Linked DNA regions of Homo sapiens: region 2 is linked to region 1. Evidence: read pairs that join two places in POLR2A ChIA-PET (ENCODE). Cell type or tissue: endothelial cell of umbilical vein. All regions are shown on one strand. Each heading gives the region's core, and the rest is flanking DNA. Links, peaks and the distances in the headings are about the cores only.

Region 1 (10,772 bases), core at 3,361-8,360:
GGTGTATAATCAACGTTTATTGATTTGAATTATCTGTCACTGTTGACTTTGACATGTGCACGTTACTCAGAACCCTGGGTAAGGACAGTAACGCACGTTGCTCTGAAACAGGCAGAAAGAAAAGCAAGCTCATCACTTCTGCATGCTTCTTGGGTTGAAAATCCAACATACATAAATATCTTTAGTTAAAAGGACCCTGTGAGTTAGTGTAGGCATTGGATTGACATGCATTCTCTCCAAATGAATCTGCCAGAATGGAAGAGTCAACTTGCTTGAGTGATTCTGTGTCAATACGGCCTTTAAAAAGATGTTACCATGTCATCCTGCTGGATATGTTCATTCCAACAAATCATTTTCTATTCCAAAGTACTGTTTTTTCTTTTTTCTTGTCTTTTTTTTTTTTTTTGAGATGGAGTCTCACTGTGTCACCCAGGCTGGAGTGCAGTGGCGCAATCTGGACTCACTGCAACCTCCGCCTCCCGGGTTTAAGTGATTCTGCTGCCTTAGCCTCCCGAGTAGCTGGGATTACAGGCACGCACCACCACGCCTGGCTAATTTTTGTATTTTTAGTAGGCACGGAGTTTCACCATGTTGGTCAGGCTGGTCACGAACTCCCAACCTCAGGTGATTCGCCCGCCTCGGCCTCCCAAAGTGCTGGGATTACAGGCATGAACCACTGCATTAGGCCGAAATTGCAGTGTTTTCTTCTGATGCTTTGATCTAGCAGCAGCAGAAGACTGTTTATTCTTGTTCTGGATCAAGCTGGGACAAAACTGTGTTGGGCATCATTCTACCTTTGATTCTGTGCTGATGGTTCTTTTTATTGTGCACACTCTTCTTCAAGCCATGTCCTGATTCCCCTTTCCTCCCAGTCTCTGCTTTCCCCCAGTTCATTTCTGTATTTGCTACCAAAAAATGTTTTAGGTCACCTTTCTCCTTTTCATTATGCATACCAACTATGCATGTCCCCATAGACTGATGCCACATCCCCATGAAGAAAAGCATCTCACAGAGGTCAACTGGTGTTTTCCAGGTCACACAAGGTCAACACTGAACCCAGAATCCAGATTTTCTAACCTATGCTTCCCAGTAGCTTTCACTCTCACTGTAATTTTTATTGTTGTTATTTTTAAAGCTTAGGGGTTAACTCCCCTACCCCAGTGTGCGCAAACACACACACACACACACACACACACACACACACACACACACACGTTTAATATAGAGAGAAACATGAAGTTCTCTTTTCACAAGACATTAAGGGAATGGAAATTGTGAAGAAAGCTGTGAAGAACTTCCAAGTCATATTCAGGATTTTCCCAAATGGTTAGGTTAAGTACACAGAAAAAGGTAGCCTCCCTACCTCCCCAGGGTGGCTCCAGTCTATCTGAAGGGGCCATTCTCTGGCCATCCTGAAACTCATGCAGGTGGTGACTTCATCTTTCCCTGAGTAAGTGTGGTCACCGGCAGACACTCCCGGCGGGGAACAGGCAGGCAGGCCAGGATGTGGGAGGGTGATTCAGCAGGTAACAGCAAAGCCCCATAAGCCACCCTGTGGAAACGCCCATGAGGTCCACCCTCTCAGGCAAGTTTTAGAGGACAGAAGCCAAACTCCTACTCCCCACACTATTTTCCTCAAGACGAATTTTCTGTTGTCCCCTTTAGGAGAAAAGCTTCATATCCTGATCCACGGATCCCCGAATATTCCTGATGAATGTGGTCACTGCAATATGGTTCCCTTTTCTCTTCTTTCCTTCCTTCCTTCCTTTCTCTTTCTTTTCTTTCTTTCTTTTTTTTTTGAGACAGAGTCTTGCTCTTGTCGGCCAGCCTGGAGTGCAGCGGCACGATCTCGGCTCACTGCAACCTCTGCCTCCCCGGTTCAAGAGATTCTCCTGCCTCAGCCTCCCAAGTAGCTGGGATTACAGGCGCCCGTCACCATGCCCGGCTAATTTTTGTATTTTTAGTAGAGATGGTGTTTTGCCATTTTGACCAGGCTGGTCTCAAACTCCTGACCTCGTGATCTGCCTGCCTCGGCCTCCTAAAGTGATGGGATTACAGGCGTGAGCCACTGCACCCGGCCTCCCTTTGCTTTTCTTATGAAAAGGATTGATGGGCACTTGCCAACTTTATTTAGGCTCCTGCAGGTGAGGTGCTCCATGTTGAGCAGCCCTAGAATCCTGCACAGTCTGGGGCCTGGTGAGCCTGCAGCTAACTCAAGTGGTTGAGACGTGTTTGTTGAGGGAAGGAAGGGAAGAAATAGAAACTGTTAAAGGAATCTCTTCTTGAACTTCCTTATTGTATTCAGAGTTTTAAAAGCATGTAATTATGATGTTGTAACTGAAACTCTGAATATAACTATCGATATCTGAAACTTGTAATAAATTAATGAAAAATGAGTTGATTTCTTTTTTTCTTACTTCTTGGCACTTGGATCATAAAAACTGAAATGTTCTCTTGAAGCATATTTTGAAGTGTGGTTTTTTCCTTTCTCAGTGGATATTTATAGAACAAACATTAACATGCAAATTATATGGATACATTCTACCCCCACCCAACCCTCTTCATAATAGCCTGTGAAAAGTCAGACCGCGAAGGCACAAAGACGGTCTTATTACTTTTAACCTTTGGGGAGGGCGGCATGAACCACGGAAAGTTTACTTGGGTATCAAACTCAAAATGTACCTATGGCTTGACACAGCTCTGCCAGATAACACTCCCACACACATGCCAAGGTGCTTTTTGGACTTTGCTATGGAGACAGCCTCGCAATTAACGACACACACCGGGAAGGACAAAGAGAGAGGAAAAGTGTTTTCTGAAATGTCAGGTCCTCCCTCCTGCTGACTCTCAGCAATTTGTCAGGGGCTTTTCTCTGTGGTACTGGAGCTGGATTTTCCCACAGGTAAACTAGTTTTCCAGCTCGCACTCAGGAGCCCTGCTCTTCTGGGAAGCCCTAGGGTGTAATCTGGAGCCTGGTTGGGTTTTGGGGGTGTCATCTGACATCAGTTACCTCAGTGGGAAGGCCCTAGGCCGGAGTCAGGTGTTGAGAAGGGAGGTGAGGTTTGGTGCTTCCGAGGGTTGCTTAGTCCCAGTCAGATGCAATCTCTATCTCCTATGAAAAAGAAATACAATTCCTGTCACTCTCTTTCCTTAAAACCAACTTTGGGCCTTTATTACCCATAAGACAAAGCCTAAATTACTTAGTCTAGCACACAAGATTCTTAAGAAACTGGCTCTAGCCTAATCTCTCTCATTTCTTGATACTTATGAGTCGTTTGTCCTAAGGACCTGACAGTGTAGCTGTTACAAACTGTTGTGGGCTTCCAGCACGTTACATGGGGTACACAACACAGGCTCCCTTCCTGGACTGACCCCTCCACTGTAAGTGCCTTGTAAACTAATCTTGAGACACATTCAGCTGCCAGCCATCCCTAAATCCCTCCTGTGCTTGTTTAAAATCTGCATTGTGATGTGTATTCCATTAGAGTGAGTTTAGGCCAGGTGCGGTGGCTCATGCCTGTAATCCTCCTAGTACTTTGCGAGGCTAAGGCGGGCAGATCACTTGAGGTTAGGAGTTTGAGACCAGCCCGGCTAACACGGTGAAACCCTGTCTCTACTAAAAATACAAAAATTAGCCAGGCGTATGGCGGGCATCTGTAGTCCCAGCTACTCAGGAGGCTGAGGCAGGAGAATCGCTTGAACCCAGGAGGCGGAGGCTGCAGTGAGCTGAGATTGCACCATTGCACTCCAGGCTGGGTGACAAGAGCAAGACTCCATCTCAAATAAATAAATAAAAATAGAGTGAATTTAATTTCTCATATGTCCACATCTTCCACAAGTCTCTGAACTCCTTGAAGGCAGGGGCTATATCCGTTTCTCTCTGAATTCCCATTTTCTGCACAGGCTCTGGTAAGGGCAGAGCTACTTTGGTGCGTAACATACAGATTACTCTCTACTCATGTGCAATCTATTCCAGTTTTGGCGGAAAATAACTGGAAAATGGTGTAAATCAAGGAAGAGTTCCAGGCAGGGTCTGCCAGCCCTCTTCTTTGCTCTGCTTATAGGGGTTAACCAAAGTTCAATTTATTTCCCTTTTGCAAATATGTCAGAAAGTCAAATACGCAGGCCACATTGAAACAAAAACTGCCAGAGTGGGCATCAATAAAATGGGATTCTAGCCCTAGTTCTGACACTAACTAGTTGTGCATCATTGGAGAGATTAATTAGCCTAACTCTCAGTTTCTTCATCTATAAAATTGAGGATTTGGTCTAGGTGATGCTATTTCTTAGGGACTATTCACAGGGACTTCAGCAGGGGTTTGAGAAAAAGGCAATTTTCAAAAAATTTATTTCATTTTATTTATTTATTTTTAGACAAAGTCTCACTCTGTCACCCAGGCTAGAGTGGAATGATGTGGTCTCGGCTCACTGCAACCTCCGCCTCCCGGGTTCAAGTGATTTTCCTGCCTCAGCCTCCCGAGTAGTTGGGACTACAGTAGGCACGTGCCACCACACCCGGCTAAGTTTTGTGTTTTTAGTAGAGATGGGGTTTCACTATGTTGACCAGGCTGGTCTCGAACTCCTGACCTCGTAATCCACCCACCTCGGCCTCCCAAAGTGTTGGGATTACAGGTGTGAGGCACCGCACTCAGCCAAAAAAGGCAAATTTAAAAGGAACTGTCTGATCCAGCTTTTAGACACCTCATGATTATGAAAGTACCCAGCATAGACCTGGTACATAGTGAGTCCTCAACAGATGAGCGATCAATATCTCCCTGATACCTTTTTTCTACATACTTCTGGGGGCTAGAGAAACTAGTCTTATCCTGTTTTTCTACTACTGTAGTCCGATCTAGAGCTTCATCTCCCTTGAGAAGTTCCTTTTCCTTCCTGTGTTGCAGTGGGCTACTTTTGAGGAGGTAAGCACAGAGCAGTGGGAAGTGCTTTCCAAATAGGGGTCTGTTATGGGTTGAATTATATCACCCAAGAAAGATACATTGAAGTCCTAACCCTCTGTTACCTCAGAATGTGACCTTATTTGGAAATAGGGTCATTACAGAGATAATCAAGTTAAAATGAGGTCGTTAGTATAGGTCCTAATCCTATATGACTGATGTCTGTATGAAAAGGAGAAATTTGGACACAGAGACAGACACACACACAGTAAAGATGAGGTGAGGACACGGAGAAGATGCCATGTGATTGGAGCGACGCATCCACAGGCCAAGGAGCACCAGGGATGCTGGGAAACGCCAGAGCTAGAAGAGGCCAGAAAGTCTTGGCCCCTAGAGAGAATCTGGCCTTGCCAATGCCTTGATTTCTCACTTCTAGTCTCCAAAACTGTAAGATAACAACCTTCTCTTGTTTCAAGCCACCTAGGTTTTGATTTTTTGGTAGGACAGCCTTAGGAAGCTAATATAGGGTCTACACTGAGCTTTGTGTGGGCTAATGAAGAGAGGGGTGTATGTGTATGTGTTGTTGTTAGAAGGTAATTTACATCAAGGGAAGGTAATGCATCAGCTCCTAGAAAATTAAGCAGATGCCATTTGCCCAAGAAAAAGCCTTCAACTCATTAGCAGATTCCACCTATCTTTTCTTCTCCCCTTTTCACTCTTCTTTCTCTTCTTGCCTTGCTGCAACTTGCCTCACCATGCTTGCAAACGCTCCTTTATCTCTCCTCTCCAGCCCTGCACTGGCTCCCTCATAAGGGACACTTTATGCTGATGTTTACTTAGAAATGTCAGGGCTACAAAATCTGGCATGGTTGTAGAGGCCTCCAAGCGAGGAAGAGAGACTAAAGCCTCCTACTTGAGGGAGATTTGGGGAGGCTCAGACCCTGGTGGCACCAGCAAAAGGAAGCCAACTAAGGTAAACTTTTCTCTTTCCAGTTGGTAAATCCTCCTTGTGAAACTGGTATAATAGATGCTGTATAAAAACTCTGCCGAATTCTTCCCTCTGGAATCTTCGGGGCGCCTGACATAACCCTCACCCTCCGCGCAGTGGAGAGCAGAGAGGCCTCCCTCTGTGTGCTCCATCACAACTTTCCACTGAATCTGGGTTTGGGCGGCTTGATTTGAATGGAGGATTGTTCAGCTGCAGCCAGTGCCGGCAGAGCTGCCAGTTACAACACTTAAAAAATACAGTACTGCTTTTAAAGTAGAGTAGAAGGGCGTTGAAGCGAGGATGCAGGGGTTCCTTGTCAAATACACTGCCCATCTGTCCTGGCTTTCCTTGGAGGGGAGGGCCAAGGCTTCCCCAAGGCAGGGAAACAGTCCCCAAGCTCCGCCTACAAACCAGCATTTTTGGGGAGGAAGCCTGCTCCGTATCTGTGCTCCCGAACAGACCATTTGGTAAGATTTGAAGTGATAGCTCTTTGTCCATTGGCGCACCCTCTAAGTAGTATTTACAGATTAACTATGCCTAGATGCATGCCACAGACATCTGGTATATGTTTCAAGTTAAATGCTATGAGAGAGAGATCATTTCTGAAATCGCAAAGATTGGTCCATACTTTAAGAATTATGTAGAAATTATACCCGCAAATCTCTCTGCTGAGATGAAATGTAATTATATGGTTAAATATTCATATTTTAATTATTGGAAAGAAGTACATTAACAAACTATTATTGAAATATGTTCCATATAGAGTCAAGTAGGAAAACCTAAAGAGTTAGTCTTTTCTGTACTTGCAATGCAATAATTTCATTGTTTGCTACAGCAGGAATTTTTTTTATACAAGTCACTGGAATTATTCAGCTGCTTGAGTGATTTGCCTGTTCCTGAATAAAACCCTTGCTCGGAAGCCAAATCACTCTTATTGGTCAGCTTCAAAATTCCATAGGTGTGCTTAGACTCAAAGAAAATGAAGATTTCTTAAAAATGACCAATTTTGTTTTGTTGGTGATGCATAAAGGTTGGAATAGGACGGTTTCTGATTATTCTCCGGTGATTCATACAATTCATTTTTGTTTTTAAAACACACCTAAGACATTTCTCTTTCTGTGTCCTTATGAAATGGTGGGGAGGGGATCCTTACATACGCATAACCTACCTTTTCTGGCCACTGATAACATCTGTCCTTCTGGAAGTGGATTAAATCAAAGCATAGGAGTGCCTTTTTTTTTTTTTTTTTTTTTTTTTTGCCAGTTTTCACAGTAAAAGAAACAGAATGTAGAAACCATAACCATATTGACCTTCTAGACGAAGCCCAGTAGGATGAAAGTAACATTTCTACAAGACAGCATGTCATAAAAGGGGCTTGTAAAGACAAAATCATTAGACGACAAGTACGCTTCATTGAAAAAGAGGTGCATTTTTCTATTGTTCCAAGTATTGTGTAAGGCAGGAAGATGGAGAATAATATTCAATGCATCTGCAAAGGAAATGAGTCCCAAAAATGCCTTATTTGGTGCTTTAGTCAAAAAGGCCACCTGTCTCATTTACCAAATAAGCAGTTTTTTTTTTCATTCCTTTTATAAGATCAAGCCCACTTCTCTGAGGAATGAATCAGAGGCATTGCATTTACCACATAAATAACTGATTGAAGTAAGTGATTTACCTTTTCCTTATTTTATCACATAAAAAAGGGCAATGATTACATGTAACACCTAATTCTTATTGCCTTATTGATTACGTCTGAATGCTGACCATGCTTTTACTAAAGAGACAATGCTATGTTCTCAGATTCTCAAAATGAGCAGGCCAGATTACTTAATCAAATCTATAGTAGGAAGTCCAGAGCTGAACAATGCACTAGCTGGTGTGTTTTGACTTCACTGTCTCCATGGTAACATGCACGAACAAATTACGAAAAATATGAACGATTTGTCTGAAGGGCAGAAATTTGCCAAATCTTATTTAGTCTAATTAGTTTTAAATTAATGATATTTTAGGTGATTAAAATGTTTTTCCAAGAATTCTCATGCAAAAAAAAAAAAAACTATTGCATTTACTGACTTTGGTATAATGTTCATATTTTTAGAGTAAGCTGGTTGTGGAGTGAGAGTTACTAACTTGCATAAATTAAAATGATAAGCATTTCAACGTGGTAAGAAGCCAAAACAACAGTTTAAAAAGTAAACATTTTAGTTCATCTGATTATTTAACATACTGAGAATGCATTTCTTAAAAGCATGTATATACATTTTAAATGTAAGTATTTTCTGATTTTAGGCAAATCATAGTAGCCTATGCAAGCTGTGTACTAAGGGACTGAACTGGAATACAGCAACAGGCAAAGCTTCAGGAATCAAGAAGGCAAGAAAAGTGACACTCCAGAAAATACAAAGTCCCACAGCTCTCTCAATTCACGTTAAATCTGGACTATCTAGAAGCTGTTTTCTTCTATCAAAGGCCAAAGTGAGTGGCTCATGCCTGTAATGTCAGCACTTTGGGAGGCTGAGACAGGATGCTTGCTTGAGGCCAGAAGTTCAAGACCAGCCCGGGTTATAAAGCGAGAGCTCATCTCTACAAAAAAACAAAACAAAACAAAACAAAAGGCTAAAGTGAGGTACGTAATTCTTCCCACTGCCATAGCTTAAAGAAGCCTACAGGATAGGTCAAGAACCAAGCTGCTATGGCAGGAATTGTATGGAGTGTGCTGGAGACAACAAGGAGTCTCCTTTTGCTCTGTAAAATTAATAACGAGAGTAGCTAGAGTTATGGAAAAGAGGTTTGGTGAAGAGTCAAAAAAAAAAAAGCAAAAGCCCTGAGCTTTGAGCACCTGCACACAGAGAGCCGGAGCTCTCTCCGCAGTTGGTGTTAAATGACTGAACACAAGGAAGTAATTGTTCCTGCACTAACTAACTAGTGCAGGATTCTGAGAAAAGGTTCAATAGACAATGGAACGATGGAAACGGGGGAAAAATCTGAGAGAGAGAGAGAAAGAGAGGAGTTCCCTTAGACTGGTGACTGGTGAAAACCTTTCACAGTTCCTCAGTGAAGAAAGCTAGAGACCTTGGTGAAGAAACATATTGTCTATTTTAATGTGATTTCTCCCTCTCTGTTTACCAAACACATTCCATAGTGTACTGTCATCATTAATAAAGCTTCATAAGGTTCTGAATTTTGAGATACTATTGTTAAGGATTCATAGCTGATCCAGGAGACTTAGAGTGACAATTTTAGTCCAAATTCTCGTATGCAAAGTAGGCAGACTAGTCAAGCAACACCTTTTCAGCACTCTGCCTTAACCAATCCTGTATCTGAGTACGCTGCATGTATCCCTGGGTACTGTGGCCAAAACAGAGAGAACTCCTGCTTCCAGTCTGCCCACAAACCAGGAGACAGTCATTCAACAGAGCAATAAGACTACAAAATGGATCTTCTTCTGGTGTTAGAGATGAAGAGAAACTAATTCCTCCTTGTTTTTTACAACAGCAGTTTGAGTAGAGTTTAGGTATGTAAATAAATAGTTCAACAGAGAAAAGAAAAGATAAGTTAACATAATAAAGTTAGTTACTGGTTTTTTGTATATTATTAATGCATATATTAGTGGCATTTTCTGGACTTTAGAAAATGCCTTTGCTGCCAGATAGATTTTATGCTCATCAAACACACACACACACACACAAAGGTAACTATGTGAGGTGACAGATATGTTATTTAACTTAATTGTTGCAACCACTTCACAATGTCCACGTATACCAAAACATCGCATTGTGCACCTTAAATATATTCATTTTTTACTTGTCAATTATATCCTAAAAAAATCTGGAAAAAATAAAAATAAATTTAAAAAATGCTTTTAAAATCTGTGTACTCAATGTAAAGGCTAAAAATATAATGCCTCCAAAAGAAAATGAAAAATATCTTTGTGATCTTGGAATTGGCAACAGTTTCTTAGATAAAACAGAGAAAATATTAACCATTAAAAATTAGTAAATTGGACTTCATCAAAATGAAAATTTCTGCTCATCAAAAGACATTGTTAAGAAAATGAAAAGGCAAGCCACAGAATGGGAGAAAATATTTAAATACTTATGTCTGACAGAATATATAAAGAATTCATACAACCTAACAACAACATGAACAAATATATATATTTACCTAAAAAATCTGTAAACAAATATTGAGCTGTCATTAGTAATATGCTTTTTTTTTTTTTGACAGTGTCTCACTCTGTCATCCAAGTTGGAGTACAATAGTGAGATTTCAGCTCACTGCAATCTCTGCCCCCTAGGCTCAAGCCATCCTCCCACCTCAGCCTCCCGAGTAGCTGGGATTACAGGCATGTGCCACCACACCTGGCTAATTTTTATATTTTTTGTAGAGACAAGGTTTTGCCATGTTGCCCAGGCTGGTCTCAAATTCCTGAGCTCAAGTGATCCACCTGCCTCGACCTCCCAAAATGTTGTGATTAAAGGCGTGAGCAACTGTGCCCAGCCAGTAATATGCGTGTTGAAGGGTAAAGTGTACTGATGGGTACAACTTACTTTGGAATGCATTAAAAAATAAGATGGGTTGATGGATGAATGAGAGAATGGATACACGATAAAGTAAATTAGCAAAATGCTACTTGTAGAATTTAGGTGGTGGGTATTGGGACAATAATTGTCCATTGTACAGTTCCTTTCTTTTTTTCTGTATGTTTGAAAAATTTCATAACAAAATGTTGAGAAAAAAAAAGTTAAATATTCACTTACCTCATGATCCAGCAGGTTATCTTCTAGATATTTACCTAAAAGAAATAAAAACTTATGTTCACACACAGATTTATATAAGAATGTTTACAGAGCATTATTCATACTACTTCTAAGCTGGAAAGGTATCCA
Region 2 (5,000 bases), core at 1-5,000, 1.8 Mb before region 1:
GTCACCAGTCCCTTGTGCAATATGAGTCAACTTTGGCCCTAAGAGTGACAAGTCTAACCAAATTGTCAATCTTTAATGTTATTTCAAGACCCTAGGCAGAAAATTATTACACAGCCTCCTGTGAAAAAGGAATAACAAAAATAGCAAAAGCAAATTTCATCCCCAAAGGGACTCTGCTCCTCTCCAAACTTATCTCTATGCAGATTTGAGACAGAAGAGTTGGCCTGGTATGCAAGAAATCAGCCAGCTGACAACAGCTTTCTATGTTGCAGAAGAATGAGAAGTTAAATGTATTTCATGAACCAGTAAGAAATTTTAGTCTTATAAACTTGTAAGAAGGGTCTTTTTCCTAATCCTTTGAGTTTGATTTGCAGCAGTCTGAAATGTGAGAAAGAATTGCTTCATTAGTATTTTACATTGCTCTTCTCTTCTCTATAAATTCAAGTGGCCAAAGATGTACTGGGAAAAAATAAAAGTGTTTCAGTAGTTCCATGTGCAAGGGAGAAAAGGAATGAAAATAAACTCCCACGTATTAAAACAACAAAATATTCACTTTTTGGACTAAATATTGCTAGAACTTTGCATTTTGGTTGTTACTTTTTAAAACAGTAGTTGGAATTTGAGTGAATCATCTTACTTTTTGTATCTTATGCCCATACATAGTTACAGGAACCTGGAAACTGGAATATTACTATGGACATGCAAATTAATAGAGCTCATAAGGGCAACTGAAGTTCATTCCCTTCTTCAGAGTCCTAGTGGACCCTTATTTGCATAGCTGGATTTATAACTGACAAATACTGCATTAAGTTTAATTCTTAAAGGAAAAAGAAAAACCTTTGCAGAGAAGAATGTTGTGCCACATTAGTCATAAAGATGGAGACCTGTACATAATCTAAGAAAAGATCCATTATTCCATGCTCTTTATTCTGCCGTTGCTAATACCAATTGTCCTGATCACTTTGAGTCAGAGTTCAGAAAAAAGCAATTGCAATAATTTGTTGAAGATATTAACTTTGTCAGGGAAAATTCCTACTGAGGAAAAATAGAAGAAAAAGAGTTTCTTAAGGGGAAAAATGTGATTTATTCAGATTGCTTGTTACTAGTGAATTAATAAGGCCAGGTGCAGTGACTCATGCCCATAATCCTAGCACTTTGGAAGGCAGAAGCAGGAGGATTTGCTTGAGGCCAGGAGTTCAAGACTAGCCTAGACAACATAGTGAAACCTCATCTCTACAAAAAATAAAAAATAAAAAATTAGGTGGCTGTGGTGGCACACTCCTGTAGTCCCAGCCACTTGAGAGACTGAGGCAGGAGAACGACTTGAGCCCAGGGGTTTGAGGCTACAATGAGCTATGATTGAGCCACTGCACTTCAGCCTGGGCCACAGGGTGAAACCCTGTTTCTAAAAAAAAAAAAAAAAAAAAAAAAAAAAAAAATAGAATTATCCACAGAATCTAATTATCTGATATAATTCTCAATAGACTGAAAACACAACATGCATGTCACTTTAGGAATATACAGTGTTTATTATCTTGAACTAAAATGTCAGAAATGTGATCAGCCAAATAAATTAGGCTCTAAGGCCTTAACATGATCATAATTCTAAAGCCATCAATATTATAAAACCAAATGTTATTAACAAAACCAATAAAGGAATTTCCTAAAATGAAAAAATGTAATTATAAGATGCTTTCTGATTATTTCTGCAGGAATAGCAGACATCCAGGACTTTCATTAGCTTTAGTATTTAATAATTAAAATATAACCGCAAAGTCTACTTGATGTGCTCACAGAAAGAAGTAACACTAGATAACCGGTAATATTATATCTTTTGTCATTTGATATGTCAAATGACATAAAACCTAGTCATTTAGGTTTTATGCTCATTCACTAGATTTAGTACATCTAAACTGAAAATGCACTATCCATCAAACAATGTTTTTATTTTCTTGTTGAATTTGGTGGTATGGACAATGCTTTTTTGCAGGAATTTTTACACAAACAGTGTTCCTCCCCCGTGACAAATGTCAAAGGCCATAATTTTATTACCTTTGGGACCATATGCATTTTTGAAGACTGAATAAATTAGTCACTATTAAGAGAGCTGCATTCTAATACACAGCAAAAATGGTTTATATACAGAAGAGTGAACTTGAAAAGTGGTGTCATAAACATGCACCAAGATTTCAAGGTGAAGTTAGGAACCTCCTTGAATCTTACCCAGGAGAAAAAGTGGTACACTTGCAGGCAATATGCCTGAAGCTCTCCTGGAACAGTATCTTCCACTTTCACCACCCAGGCCCTCTGTTGTGGAGAAAAGAGTGTATCCTTCCTCCCTGACAGTACAGCTGCTGAAAGCTACTGCAGAAAAGGGAACAATGATTAGAGAAAAGGGAAAGGGAAAGAGAGAAGGAATGAAAAGGCATTAAGCTTATCAATTCCAGTGATAATTCAGAAGCTCTAAATGAGATTTTCCTTCTAAAATGTAATTACCCCTATAAAATAGAAAATAAGAACAACCATTCCTGAAAGTTTTGCAAGATTTTCAAAAAAATATCTATTCTAAATGCATTTATAACTCAAGCACCACCTGCTGGTTCAAATTGGATCTTCCCACTCACTCAACAACTCCAATCAGCCAAGAAGACAATTCAAGTTTTCATAGGAATGAAGCAAGAAGACTACTGATTTTTAAAACCAGATTTAAGTTGTTTTGCTAAAATGTATAACCAGCTTTATATTTCCATCTCGTATTTAAACCAAAAACATTAAAAATGTACTGTTATAAAAATTGAAAGATAATTTTTGATATAAAAGGTATAATCTGTACATACCATATTTGTATATATTTCTGTGGTTCATCACCAATACTCTCATTAACTACTGTTACAAACATTATCTTGCTAATGTTTATTTTTATTATCATAATAATTTTATAATACATGAAACTTTCAAATATCTTAATAAAAATAAACTGATATGTTTTACCACACAGACTAAATAAACATCTACTAATAAAAGTCACTATCAAATGAAGAGGCTTGTAGAAATGACTCACTGTAATTTAGCTAGTTACCTTTTCCAGTTCTTCAACAATGAAAATTTAATTCTTTGAGAATGTGTCTTAGAATTAGGTCACTGAATCAATTTTGCATTTGTTTAAAAAACCGTCACTTTTTGCCTCTTTCACAGAAAAACTAACCTAAACTAAAATAAAAATAACTATTTTCACTGTAACTACTGAAATATACAGCTGGTTATCTCATGAATGAAACTGCAACTACCCACCCCGAACCCAGCCGCAAAGTGTCCCTGTTACATAAATGTTTCTAATGTATTAAAAGCAGCTATGTGCAGCACTTACAGACACGGCCTCAAAGCCTAACTAGTAGCAGCATCTTAGGGCTACATTAACTGTGTATCCTAGGCAACCAAGTCATGGCTAAAGCATCACAGTGTTTGTTTAAAACGTGATGTGGAAAGCAATCAGAGGAGCTTCAATTCCAGGGAAATTCCTTTTCAATGTAAGCCTCACACTGTATCAGAGTGGTGCTGTTTGCACCATTATAATTAAGAATGTGTCACCATATTCATTATTTTCAAGGTTTTGTAACTCAGCTGTAAAAAATTAGTCATAGTAATTAAAAGATGGAAAACATCTAGTTATGCTAAGATGTCCTACTGGGGCATTTAAGGTCCTAGTGAAGGGGGTTTAAGCAATTTAAATGAGAGATAATATTTTATCTTAACTACCTTAAAATACTATCCTAACCACTGGTATATTAGAGGTATGTTTGAAAATAATTGTAAACAACAATTTAGTTTGTACTTTTCTTAATAAAAATATACATCATCTATTTTAACACCATAATGATTATGATTTTATTCCTCAGTGAGTTTATCTTTTCATTACTCTGTTAGCAAAGAGCAGTATTGTTCTTTACAAAAAATGTCTTTTTAATTTTTTGACCACTTCCTGAACTCAGTCATAATACAAGAACCTAAATCCATCTCATTTTGCACATCTCCTTTATATATTTATATTTCTATGTAAATTATAGGTACAGAATATTGTTCTAGGTGAATTATTTTTTAAACAGAATTTGTATTTTTCTTTTTTTGGTTTCCTTATGCAATAATGAAAAATGTTTCTCATGCTGTTTTTCAGATTGAAGAAGGAACCTGAATTTTTTAAAACAAAAGGAAGCAGTAATTGTGGTAGAGAAGAAAGGATAACTAACCTTTACTGAGAGCCTGCTGTAATAGCTACACAATACTATTTATCACATATTTATTTCATCTCATCCTCTCAATAGTTCTGCAGAAAAGGTAGTATTTCCCATTTCATAATGAGGAAACTCACAATATTAGTGGGACCTGGATCCAAAGTCCTAATATTTTATACGATTTGTGCATTTCCAAAATAAAAACTTGAAATTGAATACAGTCCATCTTATATTTAAATGATTTTACAAAATATTAGAAACAAAATTATAAAGTAACTCCATCTTTCTTTCCATTCTTCAGATTTTATTGCTATGTTTCATGGTCATGTTTAATTAACAAATGTATACAACTTATCAGAACTCAAGAATAAAATGAAACTAAGGGTTTCAAAAACCTATTTCCTTTAAAAATCTGGTAATAACACAACTTACATTATGCATAAAATAGTACTAAATTTTTCCCTAGAAAAAGAGAAATTGTCATCTAAGACTCTATGTGAATGATATCGGAATGAAAACAGTCACAGATTATACGGTAAAATTATTCTGCAGAGCCGCTCCAAGAGACAGAATAGCCCCTTGGTGATGGCCAAGGGATTTCTCAAGGCACATATCATGGCCTCTTTGAAGCCTTGCCCAGATTGATACGTTTGCTTTCTCTTTAAAATTCTGAAGTTAGAAAATATTATTTCCTCAATTATTTTCAAAGAGAATATATCAGAGATTTTATTATCTTCTACAGGTGCTCAAATCTGATGTTCCGTAAGTAAG

The links. ChIA-PET counts read pairs that join two places held together with the same protein. Peaks named below come from ENCODE experiments on the same cell type or tissue, not always from the same donor. Only the 100,000 strongest peaks of a DNase experiment are listed, where the experiment ranks them.
Region 2: POLR2A ChIA-PET joins it to region 1 with 5 read pairs; 1 of 35 experiments calls an interaction of 5 or more read pairs at or near these places.

Annotation. Positions count from the first base shown.
Region 1 is chr3:171,951,827-171,962,598 of GRCh38, reverse strand. It overlaps LOC105374217 (a long non-coding RNA gene), which reads right to left. Exons shown (of 4, transcript XR_924718.4): 2 at 10,644-10,678; 3 at 3,011-3,112. Among named protein-coding and RNA genes, the nearest start is that of TMEM212-AS1, 56 kb to the right of the region's middle. RefSeq lists an enhancer at 1,553-2,053. In endothelial cell of umbilical vein, for the core only: no CTCF peak of the experiment used is centred there; a DNase peak (open chromatin) is centred at 7,648; H3K27ac peaks cover 1,127 bases.
Region 2 is chr3:173,730,821-173,735,820 of GRCh38, reverse strand. All of the region lies in intron 3 of NLGN1 (neuroligin 1), which reads right to left. It overlaps LOC105374225 (a long non-coding RNA gene), which reads left to right. Exons shown (of 2, transcript XR_924728.4): 2 at 4,172-4,445. Among named protein-coding and RNA genes, the nearest start is that of NLGN1-AS1, 190 kb to the left of the region's middle. In endothelial cell of umbilical vein, for the core only: a CTCF peak has its summit at 2,601 (motif pointing left); a DNase peak (open chromatin) is centred at 2,600; H3K27ac peaks cover 411 bases.